Regions from separate parts of the Homo sapiens genome. Here regions 1, 2 and 4 are each linked to region 3. The links are chromatin contacts, found by Hi-C or POLR2A ChIA-PET in ENCODE. All regions are on one chromosome and are shown on one strand. Each heading gives the region's core, a stretch centred on a gene start or an enhancer-like site at or near the end of the contact. The rest is flanking DNA. Distances are from core to core; before and after follow the strand shown.

What was found. A loop is a pair of places that touch in the nucleus more often than their neighbours do. ChIA-PET counts read pairs that join two places held with the same protein, here RNA polymerase II (POLR2A). Pooled maps may share reads with other maps.
Region 1: a loop to region 3 is called in a map of GM12878, with 3 times the contacts of the local background. The contact joins the enhancer-like site here to the promoter of BCAS1 in region 3. A Hi-C loop is called at or near these places in 2 of 168 maps with a recorded cell type or tissue (GM12878 and astrocyte of the cerebellum), 11 of 37 single-sample maps with no recorded cell type and 7 of 50 pooled maps. POLR2A ChIA-PET finds 5 or more read pairs at or near these places in 2 of 52 experiments (activated CD8-positive, alpha-beta memory T cell and activated naive CD8-positive, alpha-beta T cell).
Region 2: a loop to region 3 is called in a map of PC-9, with 3 times the contacts of the local background. The contact joins the enhancer-like site here to the promoter of BCAS1 in region 3. A Hi-C loop is called at or near these places in 2 of 168 maps with a recorded cell type or tissue (Calu3 and PC-9), 7 of 37 single-sample maps with no recorded cell type and 11 of 50 pooled maps. POLR2A ChIA-PET finds 5 or more read pairs at or near these places in 3 of 52 experiments (MCF 10A, activated naive CD4-positive, alpha-beta T cell and endothelial cell of umbilical vein).
Region 4: a map with no recorded cell type shows a loop between it and region 3 (3-fold over the local background). The contact joins the enhancer-like site here to the promoter of BCAS1 in region 3. A Hi-C loop is called at or near these places in 1 of 37 single-sample maps with no recorded cell type and 10 of 50 pooled maps.

What each region holds. Positions count from the first base shown.
Region 1 is chr20:53,657,786-53,664,614 of GRCh38, forward strand. No RefSeq gene overlaps it. Among named protein-coding and RNA genes, the nearest start is that of ZNF217, 67 kb to the left of the region's middle. RefSeq lists enhancers at 2,427-2,486, 2,497-2,556, 3,477-3,536. Within about 2 kb of position 2,411, at least 19 of the 41 ENCODE cell types and tissues checked have a DNase peak (open chromatin) inside an H3K27ac peak, as active enhancers do; they include GM12878, where a contact is called at or near this core.
Region 2 is chr20:53,748,456-53,754,483 of GRCh38, forward strand. No RefSeq gene overlaps it. Among named protein-coding and RNA genes, the nearest start is that of ZNF217, 160 kb to the left of the region's middle. RefSeq lists enhancers at 1-389, 2,333-2,834. Within about 2 kb of position 3,381, at least 20 of the 41 ENCODE cell types and tissues checked have a DNase peak (open chromatin) inside an H3K27ac peak, as active enhancers do.
Region 3 is chr20:54,066,971-54,073,469 of GRCh38, forward strand. It overlaps BCAS1 (brain enriched myelin associated protein 1), which reads right to left and starts at 3,624. Exons shown (of 13, transcript NM_001366298.2): 1 at 3,463-3,624. MIR4756 (microRNA 4756) reads right to left here and starts at 1,515; the gene lies at 1,438-1,515. RefSeq lists an enhancer at 2,343-3,217.
Region 4 is chr20:53,704,962-53,711,298 of GRCh38, forward strand. No RefSeq gene overlaps it. Among named protein-coding and RNA genes, the nearest start is that of ZNF217, 110 kb to the left of the region's middle. RefSeq lists an enhancer at 3,042-3,091. Within about 2 kb of position 3,415, at least 10 of the 41 ENCODE cell types and tissues checked have a DNase peak (open chromatin) inside an H3K27ac peak, as active enhancers do.

The DNA.
Region 1 (6,829 bases), core at 1,161-3,660, 410 kb before region 3:
CACTGAAATAGACCTCAATGACTTTGAGCTCAGGACTCCATGAATTTCTTCCACATGTGCTTCCTCTGGATGATGGGGGAGGCAGGGGAAAGGGAGAGCAAACAGCTGCTTGAGATGGGAGGGGGCAGAGAGGTGAGGAGGAGAGGAGCTTAGGAGGACTGAGATCCTCATTACCTACCCTCAATAGCTGTGGCACAATAATTCTTTTCTTTTGGAATGCAAATATGGTATTTATAGCCAATCAGGTCTTTTGAGTGGATTAACATTTAGTCCTTTTGATATGGGAAGAAAGAAGGGGGAAGGAGAAGGAAGAAAGAAGAAAAGAAATTTAAAAAAATTAAAAGTAGGGAGAAATAGATTAATCCTGACACTAATATAATGATCTGGATAGCTAAACTACATCGATGTTTCTGGGGTGCCAGGTATAGGCTAACACTTTCTTTTTATACTTATCCCCTAAATCTCCAATTAAGTAAACCTTACCCTAGCTGACACTCCCTCAGTTTCTTCAAATCTTTTAGTCATCTTTCTTGAGGGCATTTAATGTTTTTCCTACTTTAAATTCACGCTCTTGCTAAAGACCATCTATGTAAGATAGGTGCACTATTCATGGCACAATTATGCGGTTCCCAGTTAAAATGTGATAAGGGAAGTTATAGCTGGATTCTCCTATGATGTAATGTAGTCTTTGAATGACACTTTAAACAGTCACAGCTTTTCTCCATTGGGATCCCCATTCTGCCCCTCAAAGCTGTGTGATCTTGGGTACCTCTTCACACTTCAGTTTTGCCATCTGTAAAATGGGTATAGCAATGGTATCAAACCTTAAGCGGCATTACGGAGGCCAAATATGCTAATGTGTATGTTTGGTGTAGAGTAAGCCCCAAATAAAGACTAGCCATTGTTTTCGTGGCCATTTTTTGTCTGTTGAGAAACTGTTAATGCAGCAACTTTCTCCGGGTTAGAGTTGGATTAACTAACAAGCTTCTGAGGAAAATATTAAAATTTCCCGTGATTTTCCACAGTGGCTATTTAATATATATTACATCAAGCAAGCAGGTAAAGAAAAGCAATACTTTCAGGTGTAAATACAGCACCTGGATTGGGTTGATTTTGGTAATTCGGTTTTTTTCCTTAGACAAAGCTAGGTTTTCAAGCCAAACAGTACACAGCTGTAGAAAACAGTCACTTAAAATTTCAAAAGGTTGCTCTGTATGTGTAATTACTATTATTATTATTATTTCAGACAGAGTCTTGCTCTGTCGCCCAGACTGGAGTGCAGTGGTGTGATCTCGACTCACTGCAACGCTCAAGGGATTCCCATGCCTCAGCCTCCTGAGTAGCTCGGTGTAAAATTACAGGCATGTGCCACCACGCCCGGCTAATTTTTGTATTTTTAATAGAGATGGGGTTTCGCCATGTTGGCTAGGCTGTTCTGGAACTCCTAACCTCAAGTGATCCGCCCACTTCGGCCTCCCAAGGTCCTGAGATGACAGGTGTGAGCCACCTTGCCCGGCCCCGTATGTGTAATTATGTATCTACTTTTATTCTTGATGTTGTTTATAAGTACATTCCCTCTTGTTTTTCTTACTCATTCTTACCAATGGACTTAAACTTAATTTTATTGGACTTTACAAAGAATGAGTGATTTTTTTTTTTTTTTTTGAGACGGAGACCCCGTCGCCCAGACTGGGGTACAGTGGCGCAATCTCGGCTCACTGCAAGCTCCGCCTCCCGGGTTCACGCCATTCTCCTGCCTCAGCTTGCCGAGTAGCTGGGACTACAGGCGCCCCGCCCGGCTAATTTTTTGTATTTTTAGTTTAGACGGGGTTTGTTTCACCCTGTTAGCCAGGATGGTCTCCATCTCCTGACCTCATAATCGGCCCGCCTTGGCCTCCCAAAGTGCTGGGATTACAGGCGTGAGCCACCGCGCCCAGCCGAATCAGTGATTTTACTGATCAAAAAGTATTGGTTGTTTTTTATTTATGTGACAACTTCCGCTCTTAAGTTTATGAATTCCTTTGTATATTAGATTATGGAAGTGTCTTTAAGAAATAAATACAATTTTAAAATATCTATCTACAGGTAATATCCACATCTCTATGTCTATCGATAGAGAATAACATTTAGGGAAACGGAGAGGGGAGAGGGAGCTAGAATGGAAAGGGCACCTCACAGATGATTTCTCCCCTAACAAATTTTTGTTTTGTTTTGTTTTGCTTTGAGATTTTACTTTTTTGCAAGAAGAATCTATTTAGGTATTAGTTGAATTTTTCATCGGTCAGGTCCAAAGAACAAGGGGGGGTGGGGAGGGGACGGCGGGAGAGTGTGGCAGGGTGTGGGCGGGGCAGGAAGAAATGGGGGCCCACCCTGAAGGCTTTCTTAGGTCCTTTTCTCAGCCATTTTCCTCCTTCCCCAACCGGAGAATTGCCCCGCGTGTGCAAGGAGCGGCGTGCCTCCACGCAGCAGCAACAACAACAGCCGCGCGAGTGGCCGCAGCGTCCACGCCGCCCGCGAGTGGCCGCAGCGTCCACGCCGCCAGCGCAAAGTCGGTGCGCACAGCCTGGCGCGAGTTCGAAGCTGGAGAGGGCTGTAAAATAGATTGGGGGGCGGGGGAGACCACGTGATTTTCTGGAACGCTGGCTCGCCTCTTTATTTTGATTCTCGAGTAAACTTACAATCCCCAAAATGCGTTGAGGGCATCGGAAAGAGTAAAGTCACGTTCCGCTGGAAAGGATCACTTCTTAAGTTCACATGAACCTATTCTTTGATCCTCCTTCATTGCTGCTTAAGATTTACTTCTCTTTCAAATCAAATAATGTGTTTCTTTCTCATTCTGAGAAAAGCTTTCAAGATGTGATTTCCCTTTTGAAACACTTTGAAGTCTTTCCCCAGCACATCCTTTCTTAAAGGGATTTGGTAAGAGGAGATAGGCCTGGAGGCCAGGGCATTTTAAAGTCACTTTCCAAATACCCTGTGTTCCCTTAAAGAGTCTTGAATTGAAACATCCCAGCTGCTGGAAGACGTTTCCAAATGTGACTCTGTGGCTGCAACACCCTAATGTCTTCTCTCCTAGGACCCTGGTGGGTCATAAAGACAGACAGAGCAGAAAGGAAGCCTTTAGTTTTTTAAGTAAAGCCACTTCCATGGGCTTCCTAAAACAACAAGGATTCTCACATTTAGTTAGTCCTCTCTGTTAGGACATCAAGGGAGAAACAGCTGAAATCCAGGGCTGAACATTTCCTGGCGCGGCTAGATTTGAAGCTTCCAGTATGTGGAGTATCACCTTCATTCCCTCTGGGGGCGTCTATATGGTTTGTGCCAGGTGGGAGCACCTGCCCCGTGGTGGCCAAAAATACTGACAGCAATTCAAGCTTCTCACTTCCGAATGAGATGTTTGTACACGAAGTGACCTTTAATTGTGTCTTAGAAACTCATGTCAGATCAACATGTGGTTTCACTTATTCAGGAGAGGTTATTACATTTCAAGCTGTTTTGTGTTAGTTTTTAGCATTTAAATGAAGTATTTTCTCTTTCATATATTTGATGTGGCTCAAAGAAGCTTGCTTCTTTTTCTTTTTTTTCCTTCATAGATTTTATTGTTTGATTAGATCTTTTTGTCAAGTCAGATCAAAGATGGCTTTTCCTTTCTTTAGGAGAGAGATCTTTTATGAAAACAAATCAATAGAACAGATTTCACAGTAAAGAGGCATTTTGTTTAAAAGATTTTGAAAAGAGGAAAAAGATTACAATGAGGGTAGAAGAGAGATGTTTTTATTTTTGTATTCTATTTGTCTGTCAAAGAGTTAGATGAAAGCAAATACTTTGGCATTCTCAACTTCAGATTTACTGTGGGGAGGCTTTGCAGACTCAGCTAGATAGACACATCCTTATAGAAGAATTCACTTTACCTTTTAGCATCTGGGAATATCCGAGAGCTGGTGGCTCCTCCCTACCTATCCCTGCTCCCTCCTAAGATGATGTAGATGCTGGATTCTTGGCTTTTTGGCATCTTTTTCAGATGAACTCCTTCACATGCTTCAAGAGAAAATGCAGGAGTTTCTAGATAGCATTCATGTTTTTGTAGCAACTTTTAGTTCCCTCTATCCAGGGGCTACCACAGTATATTGAAATGATGTGTTTACTTGGTGGCTATGCTGCTCTTTAGGGGCAGGAAAGGGCTGGTTCACCTTGTCCCTCTCCCTGCTTGTCGGAGCTCAACAAATATTTGTCAATCTGAACTGAACAAAGGCAGAAATGTGGTCAGTATTCCCTGTGCTATTTCTTTTTTTTCTTTTCTTTTTCTTTTTTTTTTTTTTTTGGGATGGAGTTTCGCTCTTGTTGCCCAGGCTGGAGTGCAATGGCACGATCTCTGCTCACCGCAACCTCCACCTCCTGGGTTCAAGCAATTCTCCTGCCTCAGCCTCCCGAGTAGCTGGGATTACAGGCACGCACCACTGTGCCCAGCTAATTTTGTATTTTTAGTAGAGACAGGGTTTTTCTCCATGTTGGTCAGGCTGGTCTCGAACTCCCGATCTCAGGTGATCCTCCCGCCTCAGCCTCCCAATGTGCTGGGATTACAGGCATGAGCCACCGCACCCAGCTCCTTGTGCTATTAAAAAAAGATAATTAAGATTATATTGGGAGTATTTGGCAGTCACCAGGTAAATAACATCTGTAAAACATCATAGATGGAATATATGGATGCCTCTAGACAGCACTTATTATCTCACTCAATATGTGTTTTTCTTATCTGTCTCTTTTTTTAAAATTTTTTTTTTTTTTAATTTTTTGTAGAGACAGTGGTTTCACTGTGTTGCCCAAGCTGGCCTCGAACTCCTGGGTTTAAGCAATCCTCCCACCTTGGCCTCCCAAAGTACTGGACTTACAGGTGTGAGCCACTGCACCCAGCCAGTACCTGTCTCTTCAGCCTAAAATGTCTGCTCCATCAGGGCAGGATTTTGTGGTAAACATTTAGAACAATGCCTGAGACATAGCAATAGCTCAGAAGTTATTTGAAGCAATCTACACATTTCCTCTTTCCCATTTCCGGGCATGATGAAGGGGTAAATTAAGAACAGTCATCCAAATAATTCAAGTAAAAGACAATCTTGAGGCCGGGTGAGGTGGCTCAGGCCTGTAATCCCAGCACTTTGGGAGGCTCAGGTGGGTGGATCACTTGAGGTCAGGAGTTTAAAACCAGCTTGGCCATCATAGTGAAACCCTGTCTCTACTAAAAATACAAAAAATTATCTGGGCATGGTGGTGTGCGCCTGTAATCCCTGCTACTCGGGAGGCTGAGGCAGGAGAATCGCTTGAACCCAGGAGGCAGAAGTTGCCGTGAGCCAAGATCGTGCCACCGCACTCCAGCCTGGGTGACGGATCGAGATTCTATCTCAAAAAAGAGACAATCTTAAGTGATTTGCCAATCCAGAAACCTCAGTTGTGTGGTTGCTACAATTCTCCAGTTGCCTTGGCTGTGAGTGAGGACTTAGGCATCCAGAGAGTACATCATGTATATAATAGTTGATGCCTCTCCAGTGCCCCAAACAGTATTATCAATATATCTTTTGTTTTGTTTTGTTTTGTTTTTGAGACAGAGTCTTGCTCTGTTGCCCAGGCGGAGTGCAGTGGCATGATCTTGGCTCACTGCAACCTCCTGCTCCCAGGTTCAAGTGATTCTCCTGTCTCAGCCTCCCAAGTAGCTGGGATTACAGGTGTGCACCACCACACTCAGTTCAATTTTCTATTTTTGTAGAGACAGGGTTTCTACAAAACCTGTCTGGCCATGTTGGCCAGGCTGGTCTGGAACTACTGACCTCAAGTGATTTGCCTGCCTTGGCCTCCCAAAGTACTGGGATTACAGGTGTGAGCCACTGCCCCCCGCCTCCAAACAATATATTCTTTATTCATTCAAATAATCAGGCAATTCCATGAAAACAATCAAGAAAATGCATTGGGCCGGGTGTGGTGGCTCATGCCTGTAATCCTGCACTTTGGGAGGCCAAGGCAGGAGGATCACTAGGTCAAGAGCTTGAGACCATCCTGGCCAACATGGTGAAACCCAGTCTCTACTAAAAATACAAAAATTAGCTGGGTGTGGTGGTGCGCGCGCCTGTAGTCCCAGCTACTCAGGAGGCTGAGTGAGGCAGGAGAATCGCTTGAACCCAGGAGGCGGAGGTTGCAGTGAGCTGGGATCCCACCACTGTACTCCAGCCTGGTGCCGGAACGAGACTCCGTCTCAAAAAAAAAAAAAAAAAAAAAAGCATTGATTTTTGTATCAAAGTATCCTGAAGAATTGCTGAAACAAAAATTTTAAAGTATGTCTTTTTCTCTCCATTTCTCCTAACACGCTTCAAAGGGTGGATGCTTAATAGAACTTTCTTGACTTGACCCCAGCCAAGGAAATTTAAAAAGTCAAAGCACTTGGTGTGTAGGATATAAGCTCCTTAGTGCCTGAAACCCAGTGAAGTCCTGCTCTCTGCTGTAGCTTACACACCTGGCAGAATGCCTGGCATACAGTGGGTGTTAATGAATGAATCGTGTCTGTCTCAGCTACTGTTTTATAGATTGAACTTTAGGTACCACTTCAAATCTTGAAAAGTTCTGGGAGAAATTTCCCCTGCATTTACAATGTAGTGGTTGAATGGCTAACCATTTAATTTGAACATTTAGGCGGCCACCTTGTATGCGCAATTAAGTTTCCAACCACAGTTTTGCTTGTTAATTACATATGGCCTCTGTAATTAACAACATGTGTGAAATACACCAGGCTTTTGGTAATAGAAGAAGCAACAAGGAAATATATATGTATATTTCAGAGAAATGA
Region 2 (6,028 bases), core at 2,131-4,630, 320 kb before region 3:
GCATCCTGTATCACATTCTAGTCAATCTACTTGTCCTGAGTACCTTAATTCCACCAATGAAAATCCATTTGTAATATCGTCATGCAAATTAACTAGTCACTAGTTTCACCAATAGAAACCCTATTCCTGAACTGCAGGAAGCACTCGCAATACCTGTGGCCGGAGTGTGGACCTTTCTAACATTGTGCTTGCGAACCATCCTGAACAACATATTCTTCATTGCTGATTAGCTGACCCCTCTTATTATACAGCCAAGCTTAGACTCACTGTATGGATAGTTTAGCTCGCTGATTAATTACACTGAAGTATGTTCAAGTAAAGTACAGATCTGGTAACCAACTATGTCTACTACAGGGCTTGTGGCAAGGATAGGGATGATGTGGTTAAAATCCTGGCAGACAGTGGGCACTTATTTAAAAAAAAAGAGAGGAATAAAGAGTGCTATGACTGCTGTTCAGAGAACTTGTCAGAAGTAAAGTAATACCAGTCTGCGTGTGTGTGTGCGTGTGTGTGTGCATGTGTGTCTGTGTGTGTGCGCATCTGTGTGTGTGAGTGTGTGTGTGTGTGTGTGTGTGTGCTCTCAGCCATATGGCTTCCTGTGCTTTCTGTGCTTTTCTGATTTTACAAGGTAGAGGTACAGACAAGAAAAAGGAGGCACTGATTGGATAAGAGCTGGGTTCAAATCTAGTTTGTTGCTCACTAGCTGTGTAAGTTTGTCAGTTGCTAGGTAAGTTGTTAAAACTTTACAAGCAGTGGTGTAGCACAGCTCAAAGTAGAAAATAGTGCTGTTGGTTTTCCCCTCTGCAGTTGTCAAGAAGGGGCCTCATATGCAACATGGGGATAATGATGGTGATGATTAAGTAAGAAGGCGTGTGAGACAGAGTCTACTGCCTGCACACAGCAAGCTCTTGGTAAATGTTGTCTGCCATTATCCTCATCCCGATTTCGCAGATCAAGGCTTACAGAGCTTAAGTGATGCTCTCAAAGACAGAGGCAGAGCCTGGGAAAATAACAGCTACACAACAGTGCCACCCACACCAAAATAATATATTCCAGGGGTATGGTGAATCTTTTACCTAAGGCTTTTCTAGAAATTAAGGACACCTATCAGTGATTTGAGTCTTACATTTAAATGACAACGTTGAAAAAGTATTTAAACAGGGTCTTTGGCCAGTGTAGGCTGCATTAGATTTAAAAAAAAAAACAGTTATCCAAGTTCTTGCTTTTCTGTGTCCAGAAAGTTCTGAGATTAGGGGTCTTTATCAACTGTAGGGGGCACTTATCCTTGGTCTCCCATCTGAACCTGCTTGTTAAACTTGGGGAGTTTCTCCCCTGTTATTCTTGGTAGGAAGCAGTATTGGTTTTTCACCACAGAAACTGAAAATGTCAAAAATTGATTTCCAGTCCTCCTGAGGGATTTAGGGTCACCCAAATCCTGTATGATATCATCTTACTCAATTACATCTGCAAAAATCCTATGTCCAAGAAGGTACCATTCTGAGGTTCTGGGCAGACATGAATTTTGGGAGTAGCAGGGAGACTCTATTCGGCTCTCTACGCCTACTAATAATCTTTATTTATTTTTATTTTTTTGAGATAGAGTCTTGCGCTGTCACCCAGGCTGGAGTACAGTAGTGCGATCTCAGCTCACTATAGCCTCCACCTCCCGGTTTCAAACAATTCTCCTGCCTCAGCCTCTCGAGTAGCTGGGATTATAGGCAGCCGTCACCACACCTGGCTAATTTTTATATTTTTAGTAGAGACAGGGTTTCGCCATGTTTAATGTGAGAAATATTTCATGCCTGTAATCCCAGCACGGCCTATATTTCTCACATTTAATGCGACCTTTGTATGTTTCTTTCCTTTTTTTTTTCCTTTGAGATGGAGTCTTGCTCTTGTCACCCAGGCTCGAGTGCAATGGCACGATCTCAGCTCACTGCAACCTCTGCCTCCCTGATTCAAGCGATTCTCCTGCCTCAGCCTCCCAAGTAGCTGGGATTATAGGCGCCCACCACCACGCCCAGCTAATTTTTGTATTTTTAATAGAGATGGGGCTTCACCATGTTGGCCAGGCTGGTCTCGAACTCCTGATCTTGTGATCTGCCCGCCTTGGCCTCCCAAAGTGCTGGGATTACAGGCGTGAGCCAGTGCGCCTGGCCAGATCTTTGTATGTTTCTTTGTGGATATATTGATGTATCAGATGGTACAGGGAGTGCTGCCCCGACCCCGCTGGAGGTGCAATGTAATATCAGATATAGGCACCGCATTACATTTCTAAAATATAAAAAGTGTAGAATTCCAAAGTGTATTGGGCTATAAGGGTTTGGATAATAAATTTGGATGTATATTTTACGTCATTTTAAAGCTGAGGAATAGAGACACTAAATACCAGCGCCGGTGAGTGACAGTGCCTGGACTGGAATCCAGGGATCGGAGTTCTGAGTTGAGTCTCTAACCACTAGGCTCTCTTAAGAGAGGTAGACTGATGCTTATTAACTGCATGAACGAAGGAGTAAAGGAGGCTGACTGGGCCTTGTTCCAATTCCTGGGCTGTTTTGCCTGCTGCTAGGGAGATTCCTATCTTTCTCTGGCAGAACATCTTTCTAAGCCCCGTGCTGCAGCTGTAAGTGTGCGTGCGAAACATGCATGGACACACACCACACACACACAGACTCACACCTTGGAGAGGAGCTGCATGCTGTTATATTTCCTGGAGCTTTGTGGCTGCCTGTTGTTTCAGCGATCTCATCTTTATGAATGAGGCGACAGAACCCACTAGTAACCAGGCGAGGGAGTGAAAACAGATGCTTTTCCAGCCAGGCAGGGCTGTGCTGAGCAGTTTGTCACTGGTTAAACCTCTGTCTCCATCAAGACACACTCCCTGTAAAAAATGATTACCGTTCTCTCTCTCTGACTTTAGGAACTGCTCCGGTCCTGAAAACTCAAAGTCACAGCTAACAGGAAAAGGATAATTTGTCTGTTGGATACTTAGACCAGAATAAGGCAATGGGGTACAGTGATGCTATTTCTGAAAGTGTGAAGGCCTAATTTCCTCCAGCCAAGAGAGGAAGTGAGCCTGCTTTGCGTGCTTGAAAGCTTCCTTGAGAGGAGGTGAGGTTGCCTCTAGAAGGCAGTGGAAAATCAACGTGGTTTTAAGTGAGCAAAAGTCTTCAAAAAAGCCTCAGGAATAAGATAGGCTATAGGTTTGGCCAAGGACAGACCATCAAGCAATATTGTTGATTGAAACACAGTTGTAGAAAGGTGAATACTGTATGATTTCCTCTACGTTTAAAAAAAGGACATGTATCTGCACGTGTGTGTGTGTGTTTAGATGTGTAAAAATATTTAAAAAAGGACGAGAAGAATACTCTCTTACCATTAACACAGGAAGTAAATAAAAAATGGGGTGGGGGTGGGGAAAGCCATGTCAGAGGGAGAGAAGGGTGAGTTTCTATTTTCAGTCATATATACTACAGTGTTTTTCCTTTACTTCTGTAATCTAAAATAAAAATAAATAAAGTCAACTGGCAAAAGCAAACACCCAAGCAAACAACTACATAATAAACAGAAAGCCCTTTAATTTCTAAGAATCAGGAGGCTTCAGAACATGAAAGAACTTCCTGGTTCGAGGCATTCCTCGTGAAATCATGTTTGGAAGCCAATCTGGAATTCTACCCCGCCCGGAACGAGGTAGACTCCATAAAGCAGTATTGAAATTTCCCTGTTGAACAAAAAATAAATGTTTGATGCTTTCTCTCGACCTCTGTTTAAAGTTATTAACTCTTCTTTTATTTAACTTTTATTAAAGTTATTAACTCTTCTTTCAGCTTACTGCTGTGGTGGTGTGTGTGTGTGTGTGTGTGTGTATGTGTGTATGTGTATTTAAAGCATAGGAAACATCCAAATGACTAATGTTGTTTACATTCTATTCTTTAAAATACACATCATACTAGATGAAAGCATAAAACAATATCTTTAAATATTAAAGAAAAACAATCCTGTTTAAAAACCAGCCTCTTCCAGAGCCTAAGAGAGATACACTAGGCCCTTGAGGATGCTTGAGACTGTGCGCAAAAAAATTGGGGTCTTTGGTTACTCTATTGTAAAACAATCAGGTTGCATTCTGGCTTTTAGATTGTTTTAAGTGAAGTTTCACTACTTGCTTGTTACTTTTGTTTAACTTATTCCTTATAAATTGGGTTAAGTAGAAAATAGGAAGAGAAAGAGGAGCCCAAGGAAGGTGGTGATGGTAGGTAAAGCTGGGAACAGGCACCCCCCTTCTGCCTCATCTCCACTTGCAGGGACACCAGTAATTCAACAAATGGTGGCTGCCGGCAACACCTCCGGTTGAGAAGCTTTCCTGGTTATGAACCTGAAACAGGCTTTTCTTAGGAGAAGAGCATACTTAATTACTGGAATCTCAATCACATGCGCTGAAAGAATAAATGACCAGCATGGGCAGATTTTGATTAAGACTTGTCAAGGGGGAAATGATTTTCTTAAGTTTGGGATTTTTAACTTTATAAGATAGTCTTCTTGTTGGCAAAATTCGTCAGTGTCTCTGGGGCTTTCAGGCTACAGGATTGTGTTAGAAACAGTCTGTGTGCCATCACCTTTTAGAATATGTCCATATTAAATGAGGCTCAAACAAAAAACATTTTGTTTCTATATATCAAATAAAATAAAGAAAAGGTCCTTTGAAAGCTTGATCGAAACGTTAGGTTTTGTTACTGTCCTTTTCAAAGCACTATTATCATATTATTTCTTATTCGATTCTCTTAGCAACCCGGGAGGTTGTCAGAGTAAACAATCTTCGTGTTATAGATGCGGGAGAAAATGCATAAAAGGCTAACTCATGCATGTAAACAATTGGTCAGAGAGTTTAGGATTCCTAGTCTGTTTTACTCAACCTTTCAGTGAGGGCGAGTATAGTTCCTAGCAGGTTGTATTCAAGCATCTCCTCCAGGATTCATCTTGTACTAAAAGTTATGGAAAAAATCTCGATAAGCTCAATAAAATATCCAGAGAGGAGGCTTACTTAAGCACAATGCACCCCAAATCCTTACTTAAGACTTTTGGGAAGGGATTCATTTTGCCTTTGTCATCAGGTACGTGCCAGAAGCATTTGTAAGTCTTGCCAGGAACTTGACTATTTTTGCTTTGTTTATTACCTGAGCTGGTTGTGCAGCTGTTGGTCTTAGAGAACCGTACTAGATCCCTGCGAGTGGGTGGCAATGTGATTCTGCAGACACAGATAATAATTCTAGACAATCGTAGGCTCCGTTTATTCCAGGGATGTGCCCTTCATTTACAGAAAGAAGCCTGAATCAGAGAATGGAAAACAACTATGACACAGCACAGCAGGAAACAAAAGAACGGGATTGGTTCTTATTCCCCCCACCCCCGCCCCACCCTGCTTAACTTTTAGACTACGTTGTCTTAAATGTAGACTTTGATCTAAATGTTGAGTCCCTTTTCATTACAACAGTAATTCAAAAGGCAGAATCTAGATATGCCTTTTGATGATCTGTTGGTCTTTGCTTAAGGGAAAACAAATAAAAGTAACCTGGGCCAAATGCAAAACATGCAAATTAGGAATTCTGTCTCTCTCTCTCTCTCTCTCTCTCTCTCTCTCTGTGTGTGTGTGTGTGTGTGTGTGTGTGTGTGTCTGTGTGTAGCAAATAATGGGTTTCTAGCATGTGCAAAAGTGATGTAAAAATAACAACAATAATAATAATCACAGCTCACATATATGTCAGGCACTATTTTAGGTGCTTTACATTGCTTTACAAGTATTAATTCATTTAGTGCTCACATCAGCCCTATGAGGTAGATGCTGTTATTATCCTCACCTTATAGTTGGGAAAACTGAGGCATAGAGGGGTGAAGAAACTTATTGAAGTCTGGTAAGGAAGAAAAACTCAGTCGCCATCCTTGCCTTGGTGATACATGCAAACATACCCTTAGGCATGGATTCATTCCATTTTAAGCTGGCTGCCACCAACACAAACCCATTTGAGAACTCTGT
Region 3 (6,499 bases), core at 2,374-4,873:
AAATATTTATATGTAATATAATAGAACATGGAATAGAAAATATTTCCTGCATATTCATTCTTGCAATGAGAAAATTATAACTAGGCAAGGAATATATATGGTACAATCTAAAGTGAGGATTAGGCCGGGCGCTGTGGCTCATGCCTGTAATCCCAGCAGTTTGGGAGGCTGAGGTGGGTGGATCACTTGAGGTCAGGTGTTTGAGACCATCCTGGCCAACATGGCGCAACCCTGTCTCTACTAAAAATACAAAAATTAGCCAGATGTGGAGGCACAATGCCTGTAATCCCAGCTACTTGGGAGGCTGAGGCAGGAGAATCGCTTGAACCCAGGAAGCGGAGGTTGCAGTGAGCCGAGATCACACCGCTGCACTCCAGCCTGAGCGACAGAATGAAACTCTCTCAATAAGTAAATAAATAAATCAAATAAAGTGAGGATTGAACAATTGAAGGGTCACTGATAATCACTGTAAGGATTTAGCGCCAGGGCTTGGCAGTACTCAGGTGAGTAAACGTTAGTTATTGCTAATATTATTCATTTATCTTATTATTGTTATAATTGAGTTAGTTCTGTGTTCTGATCCATGAGTGAATTGGCCTCCTGGAAGCTGCCCTCAAATCCCTCCTCTTTTACACAGTGATTGATGGTCCATGTCGCCTCCTTGTAGTTACAGATTAATAATAGGCCCTCCTCCTGGAAACAGGCCAAACGCCAAACCCCATGCAAGCTGGCCTGGAGAAAGCACTTCTGAAACTTCATCACCAGCAGGCAGCTAGACGACTGTTGAATGGGAGGGGGGGTGGTTTTGAAGGGTGGAATGGTGACAGAATTAGTCACCAAGTAAACAAGCAACACCTTCGATCAATGCAATGGAATGTAGGTAACCCAGGGGCCCTCCTCACTGCTCAGCTGAGGGTGACGCCAACATGGCCAGGCTGGCACACCCAGCAGAACCAGCCCTCTGCCCCCAACATCAGTAAAGACCTTGCAGGAGGAAAGAACAACCCCGCTTTGCCTGCCCCACAGTCCTGCAGCTCCATGTGTGTGCCCGCACAGTGCTAGGAACACGGCAGCTATTATCAGGAGTGCCAGGTACAGTGCTACAGGTTGCCTCCTGTACAAGGGGACACAGGGAACTGAAATCCAGTCCTCACTGAACTGCCCAAGCCCTGATTCCTGGTATGGGACTTTGTGGGTCCAGGGGCAGGGGTGCCTTGATCAAAATCACCTTGGATGTTTTAGGGCTGCTTGGTGATTGATGTTTTGCTTTCGGAGTACTTAATTATGTTTGCACAAACGGATGGTAATCCTAAAAATCTTAGAGCTCGCTCTCATAGTCTTATTATTGCACCAAACATTGTTAAGTGCATGATAATCGCAGGTAATTTTAATTGGAGGCTTACTATGTGCCAGGCAGCACCAGGGTGAGCATAGCAGGACACAAAATATAGGAAGGCAACCATCTCTGGTGCAGAATCGGCAGCAGAGAGTGAGCGCCTCCCTGCATTTTATCCCCCAGGTGCTCACTGGCTTCACCCTTGCCCTGACCCTGGTGCCAGGCACTTCACACACATTGTCTCCTTTTCCCTTGCAGAGTCCCATTATTCCCTGATTGCACAGATAAAGAAACCAAGGCTGAGCAATGCCATCCCCTCATCTCACGAACGTCACCTCCATGAGGGTAGGCACCTTACTAGTCCTACTTGCCCAAGAGTAGCAGTCAGAAAGCTACGGGGAGGCACACCTGGGGTTTGAACCTGGGTCCACGTGACTCAGGCACTCAAATCCTGAACTGCTTCAGGGCAGGGCACTTGGCTTGAAGAGAAGCTGCAGACACAGAGACAATCAAGTCACATCTAATACTCCAGCAGGACAGATGAGCCTGCAAGGTGCAAAGGTACCCCCGCCCCCAACCCAAAGCCTTTTTCAATTCCTCTCCCTCCACATCTCTTGTCATGGTAAAGCAGGCAGAATCCATGGGCTTTAACGGGCCCATTGCTTTTCCCAAAGCTCATGCCTTTTTCCTAAAAACAAAACCCTTCTGGGTTCCAGAACTCTTTGGAAAAAAAGAATCTTCTGTGATTTGGGACATTGGTTTGTTCCCCCACCCTCACTTAAATGAGAAACTACTTTAGCATGCCCCGCCCCGTCTGTTGTCTTTATTTAGGAGGAAGCACCCTCTACATACCCTGAGTATATACACCCAGGGCCTGAAGCTGCTGTGATCAGCTCAGGATCCCCAGGAGGCTGAGGCGGATCAGGCCCTGGACTCCGGGGGAACAATGTAAGGGACACCAAAAAGCTCAGCCATGGAGATGAATAGTATTTTAACATGAAATTTGTGAAAATCAAAATTACCGCTGTTCCTGATCTTATCTTTCTGTAACATGTTCATAGTTTGTTCATCACGGGTGTCTTGCCATTAATTCTGACTTTTAAAAATGTTGTGTTAACATACCGTTTATCTCCATGACTGAGTTTTTTGGCATCCCTTACATTTCGTGCCCAAGGTGAGAGTCTCACTGGCTGCACCCTCATCCCAGGCCCGACTGGACTCCAGTTCCACAGCATCCTTTCCATGAGACCTGGAACCAGATGCAGCTCCCTCTTCACCCAGCTTCATGTTCCTAGTTGTAAAATGGAGACGATGGTAACAGCGAAAACAAGAACCACAGCTAAGAGTTACTAAGTGCACAGGTATTTACGGGCAGTAGAGTCCTCTCAGCCCTTTGATCTCAGTACTGTTATTAGGTTCACTTTACAGATGAGGAAACTGAGGCCCAGAGGGCTGAGGGAACCTGCTCCAGGGCACCCAGCCAGCCCAGGGTGGAGCTGGGGCTGGCATCTGGCGGTGTGGCTGCAGCGCACCCGCATTCTAATCGCAATGACTCTTCCAGGCAGGAAACTGGTTCAGAGGGAGATGTAAACAGCAGGGGTCCTGAAGCCAGGATTTGAATCAGCAGCTGCCTCATAGGGTGGTCTTGAGCGTTAAATAAGATTCACAAAAGGCACTCCACAAGTCCTTTTTCTTGTCCTCCCACTTCTTTAGGCAATGCCTGAGGTGAAGGCTCAGATTCCACTCGGCTATGGGGCATTCTTGCCCTGACGGATCCCCAAATCACACAGCCTATCCCTCCATCCAGTGACTTCTCCCCATGTCCTGTGCTTGAAATGACCCTCAATAGTTCCACCAAATAGGAGTTATTTATGTGGCTATGCGCCTAACACTGACCACATTGTCATTTGCTCCTTGTAAAACTAAAAACTTTGAGATGAGTGCTATCTTTGGGTCCATTTCACAGATAGTGGAACTGAGGCTTACACATATCCAAGGCCACACAGTGAACAGAAGGCAGAGCTGGGATCAAACTTGACCCTGTCTGACCCCTGGCCTCTATATGACACCGTCTACCACAAACAGCAAACCCTCCAGCCATGCCTAAAGGATCTGAAAGCAGTTACCTGCTGAGCCCCTGTGGGAGTATCTTCAGTCCCCTCGTGTCACCCGGAGCTGCTCCTGCACAGGGTCCTGGGTCTCCAGTGCGTGCTGCCCAGTGCCTGGCTGTCGGTGGAGCCTGGCTCCCTGCACTTTGCTTCCTTGTGCAGAGCCTGCTGGCTGAATACACAGAGCAGGGCAAACACAAGCCTGGGTGGAGTCCTCCCTTCTCCCCGGACCATCCTGCAGAAACAGGTTCTCTTCCTGATGTGGGGCTGCCCTCCCAACTCCAATAAAAACTGAGCACCTGACTCCTCTCGCATTAATGCCTCCCTGGCACCCCAAGTATTCTACCCAGTGCCCCTCACCTACTGAGGCTGCCGGGTTGACCTGGGGAAGCAGTTTCCTTCCCCAGTAACCGTAGGTCATGGTCAGAGCAGGGAAAACACGTTCTGTGAGATTTTGTAGTTCTGTCTGCTGACTTCAGAACACCACCTCCACCACCACCTAACCACCTAATTGGAAGGAAATAGCTTCTCATCCACTCAACTACCCCTAGTCATGTAAACCTTATTCCCAAAGGGGTTTGGACACCAGAAATCAGGTAACCTGAGGGTGGTTTATTGCTCTGGAGACATACCATGATGTTGGAAAGGGCATTCTTTTTCTTTGCAGGCCAGAAATTCGACAGGCTATGCAATTTATTTAATTCAAGCAAGGATGTTGTTTAAAGTGTCTTACAAGGACATATACAATAGATTATGAGAGCATGAAATAACATGTAACAAAAGAAGATTGAAGAACAAAATTTGGAACATCAAATGAGAACAGGATCAAAAATAAATGCTCTTGTTGATTTACAGACTTGCTATGAAGGGTTTGCAGATATGGCTTTGAGCTTCCTAACAGCCAATGCAAGAAAGGAAACTTGATAAGTTACACTACTTAGTGCTCTGGAGAAGACATTCAAGAGAATTGCGACCAATAATTATTGTGGTTTTATTCAACAGTATACTCAGCTTAACCCCTATCATGAATACTTGTCAAGCACCAGGCTATATATATAAGCCAGAGTTTAAAGAGGTGAGTAAAAGATGCTGGGTCTCTACCCTTCTTGCACTCAGTGTCATTGGACATAGAATCCTGTAAATATAAACATAGAATTACAGGGTGTGATTCTCATTATAAAAGAAAAGCCAAGGCAGCTAAGGGAGAGAAATAGAGAGAGCTGGGGAAGGCCTCTTTCAGAAATCAACATTTAAGAAAAAAAATACTATTTAAATAAATGCTGAATACACAACCAGGCACACCGTAATTAGGGTTGTAAAGTCGATTCCAGCTCAGCACTGTACATGTCAATCTGGAATGTAGTAAACCCAATTATTAAGCAGCTGCCATGCACACGCTCTGTGCTGACCCAAGCCTGGAGGCTCAGGAGCTTGAGCTCTGGCCCTGGGTTGAGACAGACAAGGGCTCGGATCTTGATTCTTACTGATCGGCTGTGGAATTATGAGCAAGCTACTGTACTTCCCTAAGTCTCTGTCAGCCCCCTCAGCTGTGTGCTCCTTTGTGTTTATTTTGCATCTATTCTTGTATCCCCAACTCCTGGCACCCTGCAAAACGAGGATGGGGATCCCTCTATGATAGAGTAGGTACTCTGCAACTCCTGGCTGATTGGACTTGTTCATTCTTTTTTTTTTTTTTTTTAAGACGGAGTCTTGCTTTGTCATCCAGACTGGAGTGCAGTGGTGTTATCTCGGCTCACTGCAACCTCTGCCTCCCAGGTTCAAGCAATTCTGTTGCCTCAGCCTCCTAAGTAGCTGGGACTACAGGTGTGCACCACCATGCCTGGCTAATTTTTGTATTTTTAGTAGAGGTGGGGTTTCTCCATGTTGGCCAGGCTGGTCTGGAACTCCTGACCTCAAGTGATCCACCCGCCTCAGTCTCCCAAAGTGCTGGGATTATAGGCGTGAGCTAACACTCCCCATTGTCTTGCTCTCTTTTAAATTATACATGGCAGTAACTGCCATTTGGATGGCATTAGTCTTTGCAAAGCCTTTTGTGTTTATCCGTCCATTTCATTTATGTCCACAGTGAAATTAAGATCTTTTGCTCCCATTTTACAGAAGAAAAACATAAGGTTTAGGGATATGAGTGATTTAGGAGATTAAGAAAAATCATTCAGGTGGGGGCACTCAGCAGTGTGTCTGGCAAAACGTAGACCATCACCAAGCATCAGCTGGTGTAGTCAAGGGTGTTGATGAAGGATCTGGCAAACTGTAGACCATCACCAAGGATCAGCTGGTGTAGTCAGGAGTGGTGATGAAGGGTCTGGCAAACTGTAGACCATCACCAAAGATCAGCTGGTGTAGTCAGGAGTGGTGATGAAGGATCTGGCAAACTGTAGATCATCACCAAGGATCAGCTGGTGTAGTCAGGAGTGGTGATGAAGGGTCTGGCAAACTGTAGACCATCATCAAGCATCAGCTGGTGTAGTCAGGAGTGGTGATGAAGGATCTGGCAAACTGTAGATCATCACCAAGGATCAGCTGGTGTAGTCAGGAGTGGTGATGAAGGGTCTGGCAAACTGTAGACCATCACCAAGCATCAGCTGGTGTAGTCAGGAGTGGTGATGAAGGATCTGGCAAACTGTAGATCATTACCAAGGATCAGCTGGTGTAGTCAGGAGTGGTGATGAAGGGTCTGGCAAACTGTAGACCATCACCAAGCATCAGCTGGTGTAGTCAGGAGTGGTGATGAAGGGTCTGGCAAACTGTAGACCATCACCAAGCATCAGCTGGTGTAGTCAGGAGTGGTGATGAAGGGTCTGGCAAACTGTAGACCATCACCAAGCATCAGCTGGTGTAGTCAGGAGTGGTGATGAGGCAGGACCGGCTACATAATCTGCTGAACCCAGTGCAAAACAAAAACGATGAGCCCTTTGTTCTAAAAGCAGGGAAAAGTACCGTTAAAGGTATGAAACATAAAGCTGTTTTCTCTCCTTCCTGGTCTCTTTCTCTACCTGTCATGTATTTTACTTATTATTTGAAGTCATTCTAAGGG
Region 4 (6,337 bases), core at 2,165-4,664, 360 kb before region 3:
CGTTCATCCCTTGATGGAATTTGGGTTGCTTCCATATTTTAGGTATTGCGTGTAGTGTTGCTATGAACATGGCTGCACAAATATCTGTTTGCTTTCCTGTTTTCAATTTTTTTTTTTTTTTTTACCTAGGAGTGGGATTGTTGGATCATATGATAATGCTATGCTTAACTTTTTGAGGCACTGCCAGAATTCCAAAAAGGAGAAGAAGGAAGCAAATAAAAAGAAACCATAACAAACCTCACATTCTGGCTTAGAATAGATATGTGCACCAATTATATTTTTCCCCTCTCCTACCAAGCCTTCCATCTGTAATTCTGCTAGTTAATATTCAGAGAGAGAGACTTAGGAAAATATAGTTTGGAGTTTTCTTTGAAGGCAAGTCTTCCCTTTAGAAGTCCTGATAAAATAAAATTTCTCTATAACTTTTTGTATTTTTATTTTATTTAATTAATTTATTTATTTTTGAGACGGAGTTTCACTCTTGTTGCCCAGGCTGGTGTGCAGTGGTGCAATCTCAGCTCACCGCAACCTCCGCCTCCCAGGTTCAAGCATTTCTCCTGCCTCAGCCTCCGGAGTAACTGGGATTACAGGCATGCGCCACCATACTTGGCTAATTTTTTGTATTTTTAGTAGAGACAGGGTTTCTCCATGTTGGTCAGGCTGGTCTCGAACTCCCGACCACAGGTGATTCACCCGCCTCGGCCTCCCAAAGTGCTGGAATTACAGGCGTGAGCCACTGCGCCCGGCCTTTGATTTTCTTCTTATTATTATTTTGAGACAAAGTCTCGCTCTGTTGCCCAGGTTGGAGTGTAGTGTCATGATCCCAGCTCACTGCAACCTCCTCCTTCTGGGTTCAAGCGATTCTCCTGCCTCAGCCACCCGAGTAGCTGGGATTACAGGCGCCCGCCACCACACCCAGCTAATTTTTGTATTTTTAGTAGAGACAGGGTTTCACCATGTTGGCCAGGCTGGTCTTGAACTCCTGACCTCAAGTGATCCACCCACCTTGGCCTCCCAAAGTGCTTGGATTATAAGCGTGAGCCACCATGCCTGGCCAAACTTTCGTATTTTTAAATCATGCTTGACACTGAAGCCAAAATAAGTTCCTTTTCTGGGTGTATTTTTATTGTAATGTCCAAGGATACACATGAATAACTGCACATAATTGTAGGCTAGACCAATATTAGGCAAGCTGCATTCATACATCTCTTTCCTCAAGGCTGTGTTTGCTTGAATTTTCAAATTCTTGGTCACAATGAGTAAGTCAATTTTCCTCATGCGACTTCACCTTACAAGCAGGTAAGTTCTTAACTATATGCAACATTTGATTTCACCACATGTATGACTTTTCTAAGATTGTAACTCAGGCACCAAGGCATCATCAATTGAGGATAAAATTCTTTTGGAAACTCAAAATATTTCAGGAATCTTAAATATTCTACTTACAGATGGGATAAAATGTGTTCTCTGTCCATGGAACCAGAACATGTGGTGAGCACAATTCCCTGAAAAATAAAAATAAAAAACCCACCCTGTCTCTACATTCTGTGCATTTTGCTGTCTGTATGTTCTTGAATTGAAAGATCCTCTCTACCAGTTCTGAGAAGCAATTTGTTATTTTCCTCTAAACCCCTCGGTTGTGGCGAGACTTTCCTCCCAGCTGAATCGGTCTGCTGCAAGAATGTACTTGCGTGATACTTAATCCCTTAGTGGGAGCCCAGATAGAGTTTCTTGCCAGAACTAGAGATTGCCCCTTTTACAAATTCCCCTTTCTAAGCAAGCTATGATAACCCACATTTGGGGCCTGCAACATCCTTTCAGTGCATTTTTAAACAAGAGAAAAGGGCTCCATCTTGTATCATAAATTACAGTAACATCCTTTCTAACCACAGAGGTGCAGTTCACATGAGCAGAAACAGTCTATTTCAGGATCTCATGGGTAAGCTGTATACCCATGAACAACTGTATAAAGTAACTGTTTATAACTCCTAGACCAGTGGCACTCTGGTTAACTGGTTCTAGTGGGTGGAGGCAGAGGAGTCTTGGTTGTGTTTGTCAGTTTCCACGGTGTAAATATTCCCACCATGTCTAATTTTAGACTGCAGTCTGTGAGGATAGAGTTGAAAAGACATGTGCAAAATCAGCTTTCCAGAGCCAGTACAAAGAGTTCTGATGCACCACATTCTCAAACCTTCCTTTGACTTGAGACCCAGAACCGAAATCTCTTGAAACAGCAGCATCCTATTCTTTCTTGGACAAAGTTAACAAAAATGAGGTTTTGTTACAACCATGATATCTTGTCTCCATCACAAAACCCCAGAGGCCTTGCTAATTCTTTCCAAGTAACAGAATTTACCTAAATTGTGCCAAAGTTAATATTAAACCTCAATCACTGTTCTGACCCAGGGCATAAACATCCTGAGAAATCAAATGCTTTTTTGTATTAAATACATGTGTACGCACACACACAAGCTCACACACACATGCGCACACATACACACACAAACACAAGCACACACATATATACAAGCACACACACACACAAACACATACACACAAGCACACACATATATACAAGCGCACACATACACATGCACACAGGCTCAAACACACACATGCACATACACGTACACATGCATTCACACATTTACATACACATATACACAGGCACACAATACACACCTGCACACATACACACACATATACACACACAAAGCATCTCATTAGTGACTCCCTGCTGTGAAAGGAATTTTATTTAAAAATAATTGTCACATGTACTTTAGGACTTGTAATTATTTTAACAAAATGTTCTTGTCATGTTGATGACATTCTAATGACATGTTATTGGTATTTTTGTTCTCCAAATGCGAATGTTTCCCAGGAAACTGACCAGTGGGAAGGAAGGTGGGTGGGGAAGTGAAAGTGTGTCAGAAACTGCAAGTTAGAGTTCTGCTTAACTCAGTTTAAGTTCTAGGGTGACTAACATTTTCTAGGGAGGAAGAGCGTTCTGGTTTCTTAGGAGTAACTGCAAACCCCTTCTCTGGGATCCTCTGAGCTTCCTCTGCATCCTGAGCAAATGCTTGTGACACAGAGTTGGTGCTTTTGATTTCTTTATCTGATTATCCTATTAGATCAGGCTCTTCATCAAGTAGCTGGCTTCTTTATCTCTTTAACACTCTCCAGTGTCCAGAAAAGTACCTGAATTTGTGTGTGGAACAAGTGACATGACTTATTTTCAAAATGAAAATGATACCATTGAGATTTCAAGATTCAAATGAGCTCATATTTTTTATGAATTCATCCTATGCAATTCAGCCCCTTTTAAGGTCTCTACCGTGGCAGCCAACTCTGTTGAAAGTAGCATGGGAGAGAGTGGTTTTTGCAGATGGCTCAAGCAAATGACAAGGGGGTGATGTGTGGGTTAAAGGCAGCAGGTTAATAGTGTGGGCAGAGAGAGGAATGTGGAACGGAATCACAGCTTTGTTGTGGCACTGAATCGCTGTGAGCATTGGTTTGCTCAGCTGTAAACTAGGCTCACATCTAAAGCCTAAAGACGTTGTAAAGATTAAATGAGATAATACGCATGGAAGGCTTAACAGGCTGACTGGTCCAGGGTCATTTTCACTCAACAAATGTAGTTCCTGTCCCTGCCTTCCTCCCTCCACCAACTACCTCTTTTTTTTCAGTTAAGTGTGTTTTTAAAAATTGTGGTAAAATATACGAGACAAAAATCTACCAGTCTGACCATCCTCCCCTCCCCTCCCCTCCCCTCCCCTCCCCTGTCTTCTTTTCTTTCTTTTTTTTAACAGGGTTTCACTTTGTTGCCCAGGCTAAAGTGCAGTGGCATAGTGACAGCTCACTGCAGCTTTGACCTCCCCAGGCTCAAGCCATCCTCCCATCCTAGCCTCCAGAGTAGCTGGCACTACAGGCATGTACCACCATGCCCAGCTAATTTTTCTATTTTTTTTTTTTTTTTGTAGAGATGGGGTCTTGCTATGTTGCTCAGGCTGATCTCTCAAACTCCTGGGCTCAAGCAATCCTCCCACCTCAGCCTCCCAAAATGTTGGGATTACAGGCATGAGCTACCATGCATGGCCTCATTGTAACCATTTTTCAAGGCATGGTTCAGTGACAGTAAGTACATTCACCTCATTGTGCACCCACCACCACCATCCATCTCCAGAACTTTTTCATTATTCCAAACTGAAATGCCATCCCTGTTAAACACTAACTCCCCGGCCAGGCATGGTGGCTCAGGCCTGTAATCCCAGCACTTTGGGAGGCCGAGGTGGATGGATCACAAGGTCAGGAGTTTGAGACCAGCCTGGCCAATGTGGTGAAACCCCGTCTCTACAAAAAATACACAAATTAGCCAGGCGTGGTGGCGTGCACCTATAGTCCCAGCTACTTGGGAGGCTGAGGCAGGAGAATTGCTTGGACCCAGTAGGCGGAGGTTGCAGTGAGCTGAGATCGCGCCACTGCACTCCAGCCTGGCTGACAGAGCAAGACTCTGTCTCAAGAAAAACAAAACAAAACAAAAAAAACACACTAACTCCCATCCGCCCCTTTCCCACCTCCTGGCAACCTCCACTCTACTTTCCGTCTCTATACATTTCACTATTCTAGGTATCTCATATAAGTGGAACCATACAATATTCATATTTGTCCTTTTGTGTCTCGCCTCATGCACTTAGCATAATGTCCTCAAAATTCATCCATGTTGAGGCATATATCAGTATTCCCCTTTTTTTTTTTTTTTTTGAGACCGGCTCTCACTCTGTTGCCCAGGCTGGAGTGCAGTGACACAATCACAGATCACTGCAGCCTCGACCTCCCGAGCTCAGGGCTCAGGCAATCCTCCCACCTCAGCCTCCCAAGTAGCTGGGACCACAGATGCACACTGCTACATCTGGCTAATATTTCCTATTATTTTTGTAGAAGGGGATCTCCCTGTGTTGCCCAGGCTGGTCTTGAACTCCTGAGCGCGAGTGATCCTTCTTGGCCTCCCAAAGTGATGGGATTATAGGCGTGCCACCACACCCAGCCCAGAATTCTATTTTTTAAGGTGGAATAATATTCCATTGCATGTATATATTACATTGTGTTAATCTGTTCATCTGATGATGTACATTTGAGTTATTTCCACATTTTCACTATTGTGAATAATGCTGTGGTGAGTCCTGGTGTACCAATATCTGTTTGAGCCACCTCCTTTTTCAAAAGTGTGTTTGACAGTCTTGGACTCCATTCTTTTTTTTTTTTTGAGATGGAGTCTCGCCCTGTCGCCCAGGCTGGAGTGCAGTGGCGTGATCTCGGCTCACTGCAACCTCTGCCTCCCGGGTTCATGCCATTCTCCTGCCTCAATCTCCTGAGTAGCTGGGACTACAGGCGCCTGCCACCACGCCCGGCTAACTTTTTATATTTTTAGCAGAGATGGGGTTTCACCGTGTTAGCCAGGATGGTCTCGATCTCCTGACCTTGTGATCCGCCTGCCTCGGCCTCCCAAAGTGCTGGGATTACAGGCGCGAGCCACTGCACCCGGCCTTGGACTCCATTCTTACCTAAGACATTGATGGTATGTGTTCCAGAACAGCCTCCAATCTCCCTCCTTAGGATTCCTTGAGTCCAGGAGTTCGAGACCAACCTGACCAACATAGCGAGACCCTGTTTCTACAAAAAATAAAAAATTAGCCAGGCCAGGCACGGTGGCTCACGCCTGTAATCCCAGCACTTTGGGAGGCCGAGGTGGGTGGATCACCCAAGGTCAGGAGTTCGAGATCAGCCTGGCCAACATGGTGAAACCCCATCTCTACTAAAAATACAAAAATTAGCCAGGTGTGGTGGCATGCGCCTGTAATCTCAGATACTCAGCAGGCTGAGGCAGGAGAATTGCTCGAACCCTGGAGGTGGAGGCTGCAGTGAGCCGAGATTGTGCCACTGCACTCCAGCCTGTATGACAGAGTGCGACTTCTTCTCAAAAAAACAAAAATAAATAAAATACATAAAATGAGCCGGGCATGGTGATGCATGCATATAGTCCCAGCTACTCGGGAGGACTGAGGTGAGAGGAGGATTGCTTGAGCTCAGGAGGTCGAGGCTGCAGTGAGCTATGATTATGCCACTATAATCCAGCCTGGGTGACAGAATGAAATCCTGTCTCCAAAAAAAAAAAGAAAAGAAAAATCCAGAAAACCCCAACCCACCCTTTTCCAAGAGGGCTTCCCTGTTTCCCTTACCTAAAATGGCCCCCCTCTGTTATTCTCTAGCCCTTGATTCAGCTTCAGTTTTCTCATGAGAATTACCAGCATCTTATGGTAACGGATTGCAACGGGGTAGA